2 separate regions of the Homo sapiens genome follow, and region 2 is linked to region 1. A link is an interaction called in ENCODE POLR2A ChIA-PET data of the cell type or tissue named here. Cell type or tissue: PC-3. All regions are shown on one strand. Region 1 overlaps GBE1 (1,4-alpha-glucan branching enzyme 1). Region 2 has its middle 1.4 Mb from the start of LINC00971.

Region 1 (2,500 bases):
GGAGTGGCAAAGGGCTTTTTTGGCAGTGCTTTGGCTTCATGGATAAGGTAGCTATCATTTTCATAGTAGGCTTAGATGTGGAGTGGCAGTCAGTGTTTTGAAATGCAGCCTTTAGTGGTCGTGGCTAATTGGTTATAATGTCCTTAAGCATACAATAAATTGGCCATTTAACATATTTTTACTTGATCTCTATAACTGGGGAAATTCTAGCTGTGTGGAGTAGAAACTTGACATTTGCTACTGATAATAGGAGCCCTTTGGAGCCCCTTGATTGAAGGTGAGACTGATTTCCCTTGAGAAAGGACATGAAATACTACCACAAATGTACACTTTAAATCTTCCAAGGCTTTCCTAAAGGGACTTGCTGTTTACTGGGAAAAAGCCCAGACTTTTGAAAATTAATAAAAATGGGTCCTGGATTAATCCCTGGGGGGACCGCAGTGCCACTCTGGCATATCAGTTCGAGTCAAGGCTTATGGAAGTCGCCTGGAAAATTGACTTCCAGCTGCATCCGCATCGCCATGGGTCCAGTGGCTTGGCTGACTAGTCCTGTGATTTTCCCACTTCCTGAATGCATGATTGCATCAAGCCTGGAAATTGGCAGAATTTTCACATTGACCCCTTGTGGAGTGAGGACTATTTAGGAAGACTAAGTGGAAGCCCCTGAAACTGCCCTTCACTAACAAAAGACAAAACTTTAAGCAGTGCTACATCCCTACAAACATTGCACAGAGCAGGGCTACCTTCAAAGACTTCAATCTCAGTGGAGAATATAACATCTCTTTTTGATTTGCTGATTGGATGAATGGATCTTGGAGATCAAATATGGAGTAACATAATCCTAATCAGAGAGTGACTCTTAGTTGCTTTGCTTTCCAAAATGTAGTATCAGTATACATTTGTCACCCCATGTCCATGGGGGATATGTTCCAAGGCCCCCAAGTGGATGCCTGAAACTGCAGATAGTACTGAACCCTACATATACTATTTATTTGATCTGATAACTGAGATAGCTACTAAATGACTAAGTGGCAGGTAAAATAGACAGTGTAGATACATCAGATAAAGGGATGATTCAGATCCCAGGTGAGATGGAGCTGGGACAGTGTGAGATTTCATCACACTATTCTCAATGACACACAGTTTAAAACTTATGAATGTTTACTTCTGGAATTTTCCATTTAATATTTTTGTACCACATTGACCTCAGGTAACTAAAACTACAGAAAGTGGGTGACTCCTGTAGTCCTTTGCACCTGGAATGCCACAACTGATACGGCATCTTTTTTTTCTTGCTGTGCCAGTTAGATTAGAGGCACATTGTCTTCAGCTAGTGAGAAGAACTGAACACCTTCATTGTTTTAGGGCAGGGTGATAAAAGTCTTCTGATCTCATCATAATATGGCTCATGGAGACCTTGACCATCTAGATATGTAGAAAACATCTCAAACTAGTACCCTAAAGCAAACATGCTTTTGAATCTGATGATCAGGAAGTAGCAAGTAGGTGGTTTAGTAGGACTCACACGTGCCAGATGTTGGATGATAAACTCTGTGCTTTAAAGTTGGTAATCTTGCAAAACTTAATTTAATACTGTGTTCAAATATTGATTCAACACTATTGAGTCTATAGGTTTTTTTCCCCAAATGACTTGTGTTTAATTAAATAAGGAAAACAAAGAACTTGATAGTAATTTGAAAAGAAGGTACTTGCTTTGAACAACTTACACAGTATCAGACCTCTAAAATACAAATTTCTCTGTAGCGTTTTGACTTGAGCTTCATTTTTGAATGGAGATTTTTTTAATTGAAGTTTTTCAACTGGAAAATACATTTAGGAAATTTAGTGTATTTATTTTACACACATACTTTCATATGTAAAAGTTAACATAACATTTACAAATACAACTCTGTAGTTTAATGCTTTATATATAAAAGTAAGAATAAAAGTTATTTTGGAAAACTTTAGAAATAAACCAGAGTTTTTGCCTTCAAGTTGTTTATGATTGATTATACCTAATGCTCTTAATCAAATAAAATCTTGTTTGTATTTAGCAAAATAATAGATGGCTTCAGAAAATAAGTACTTATATAGATAGGAAAGGCAAATTTGTACAACTCTCACCTTTTGTTCAAGTGTAGAAACAGAATCCATGCCAGCAATTTATTGAGTATTTACTATGAGCCAGGTACTGTTGTAGATAATTGGAATATAGGTGTGAACAAGGAGACTATAAAGCTCATACATTTGAGGAGCTTACTTTCCAGCAGCAGGAGACAGGCGATACACAATAAACATCACAAATATTGGATGATAAATGCCATGGCAAAAAGAAAACATAGAAGAATATAATAAAAACGGGAATTGAGTGTGGAGGGGCAGTTTTAAATAGGCGTATTTCAGGTTAGGAACTATTGAGAAGCTGACATTTGTGGAAAGACCTGCAGGGGAATTAGTCATGCACTGTCTGGTGGAAGAGTGTACCAGACCTAAGAAATGG
Region 2 (2,500 bases), 1.8 Mb before region 1:
AGATGTCCAAAATTATTCATCTTAAATATTTTTTGTTTTTTTTATAATGGTACAAAAGTGGAAAAAGGCCAAGTGACCATCAACTTCTAAATGGATAAATAAAATGTTGTATATCCATACACGAAGTACTGATACATGCTAATGTTATCGGGGGTCCTTGCTCCCAGAGCTCCCAAGACGGTGGCAGGCCACTTCCAAAATGGCAGCAAGCTGCTTCCACTTCCAAGATGGTGGCAAGCCTCGTGTTCTCTGAGCTGGGGTTCTTGGCCTCACGGATTCCAAGGAATGGAATCTTGGGCCATGCAGTGAGTGTTGTAGCTCTATTAGAAGCCGTGGGTCACGGAAGAGAACCGTAGAACCCAGTGACTAGTGTTCAGCTCGATTAGGACGAACTGGGCACTTAGCAGTGCAGGAACAATGGCAAGCATTTAGCCCGATTGGGAGTGGCAATGGGCGCCTCACTGGATCGGGAGCACAGCAGACACCCTGCCGCATCCGGAGGGATGGAAGTCAGCGGCAGGTCTGCGACAGGGGCAGCAAACAGCAGTGGTGGACGGCGAGCGAAAGCTCAGCTCGAGCCATAACAAACACAGGCCAAAAGAGAGTGCAGTTGCAAGATTTAATAGACTGACGACAGAGCTCCCACACAAAGGGAGGGGACCCAAAGAGGGTAGCACCCCAATGCCTGGGTTTATATCCTGATCATTGTTCCTCCCGCTGTGCTCTCAGGCAACAGACAATTGGCTATTTCTTTACCTCCTGTTTTTGCCCAATTAGCATTTTAGTAAGCTCTCTCTACTATATGATTGGTCGGGTGTGAGCTAAGTTGCAAACCCCATGTTTAAAGGTGGAAGCGGTCACCTTCCCAGCTAGGCTTAGGGATTCTTAGTTGGCCTAGGAAATCCAGCTAATCCTGTCTCTCACTATTACATGATTGAACTTTGAATGTATCTGTTAGGCCTCTGAGTGCAAGCTAAGCCATCATAACCCCTGTGACTTGCACGTGTACATCCAGATGGCCTGAAGTAACTGAAGAATCTCAAAAGAAGTGAAAATGGCCTGTTCCTGCCTTAACCGATGACATCACCTTGTGAAATTCCTTCTTCTGACTCATCCTGGCTCAAAAGCTCCCTCACTGAGCACCTTGTGACCCCAGCCCCTGCCAGCCAGAGAACAACCTCCTTTGACTGTAATTTTCCACTACCTACCCAAATCCTATAAAATGTCCCCACCCCATCTCCCTTGCTGACTCTCTTTTCTGACTCAGCTCACCTGCACCCAGTCGAAATAAACAGCCTTGTTCACACAAAGCCTGTGAGGTGGTCTCTTCACACGGACGTACATGAAAGTATCACGTTAATTTAAAGAGGCCAGCTGAAAAAGACCACATATTGTATTATTCCATTTATATAGAAAGTTGAGAAAAAGCAAATCTTTAGATATAAAGACTAGATTAGTAGTTGCTTGAGTATGGGGGTAGTTGCCTGAGTATGAGGATAGATTAGTAGTTGCCTGAGTATGGGGGTAGTTGCCTGAATATGGGGATAGATTAGTAGTTGCCTGAGTTTGGGGGAGTATTAGTAGTTTCCTGAGAATGAGGATTACCTGTAAAGGGAACCTTCTAGGAATGTTCTAAAATCAGATGCTGGTGATGATTGCACAAATAGATAAATTTGATATGAATCATAAATTGTACACTTAAAATGGGTGCATTTGTGTTTTGTAAATTATATCGAATGAAACATAAATATTTTACACCAAATTATATTTCTCTGACATATTTTAACTAGCTGCCACAGGGTCAGCAAATGGAAATGCGCCTGCAAAGTCTTTTGTGGGGGAAATTTGCATCTGTTGAGAATCTCCATTAATGCAGCTAGGCCTTCCCTTTCTAGGCTTTTTCTGGATCCAGGGGAGATTAACTTAGAGTCTGACATCTAAAGGGTATGAAAAGAGACATTTACTATCCATCCTTTCTGAGAGCTACTACCTACAAGGCTTCATCTGCATAACAAGGCTACCTTTGCTACCCAAGCCTCTTCTTTACTCCTGCCCCATAACCTGTCCTGGCAGTAAAACCTAATTTACCAATATTACCTGTGTTCGGCCACACTCTTGGCCTGCATTTTTTCTGTAAAGTCAAAATGACATACGAGATTTGTACCTCATAGGAAGCTTGGGTTTTCATTTTAAAGACTCCCATGCATACACATTAAATAAGTTTGTTATACTTTTTCTTGTAATGATCAATCTCCTTCCAGCTGTGATTTTTCAGTGAACGTTTAGGGGGTCAAGGGCCTTGATTTCCCCAATACCTCACCAGAATTATGTACCCCTTCCTCTTTGCCCAACCTTAATCTGATTGTCATTCTCTGTAACTGACTGAAAAATACAGTTAACTCCATTACCCATCTCCCCACTGACGCATTAATCTGCTTTTATATAAAGCTGAATGCTCTTGGAGATATCACACAAAGTGTTAAGTATTTCAAAATCATGA

What was found. Peaks named below come from ENCODE experiments on the same cell type or tissue, not always from the same donor. Only the 100,000 strongest peaks of a DNase experiment are listed, where the experiment ranks them.
Region 2: POLR2A ChIA-PET joins it to region 1 with 5 read pairs; 1 of 35 experiments calls an interaction of 5 or more read pairs at or near these places.

Annotation. Positions count from the first base shown.
Region 1 is chr3:81,733,555-81,736,054 of GRCh38, reverse strand. The region is part of intron 1 of GBE1 (1,4-alpha-glucan branching enzyme 1); the gene reads left to right. Among named protein-coding and RNA genes, the nearest start is that of GBE1, 27 kb to the left of the region's middle. In PC-3, no CTCF peak of the experiment used is centred here; a DNase peak (open chromatin) is centred at 1,104; H3K27ac peaks cover 1,138 bases.
Region 2 is chr3:83,513,341-83,515,840 of GRCh38, reverse strand. No RefSeq gene overlaps it. Among named protein-coding and RNA genes, the nearest start is that of LINC00971, 1.4 Mb to the left of the region's middle. RefSeq lists an enhancer at 443-1,642. In PC-3, no CTCF peak of the experiment used is centred here; a DNase peak (open chromatin) is centred at 1,190; H3K27ac peaks cover 1,344 bases.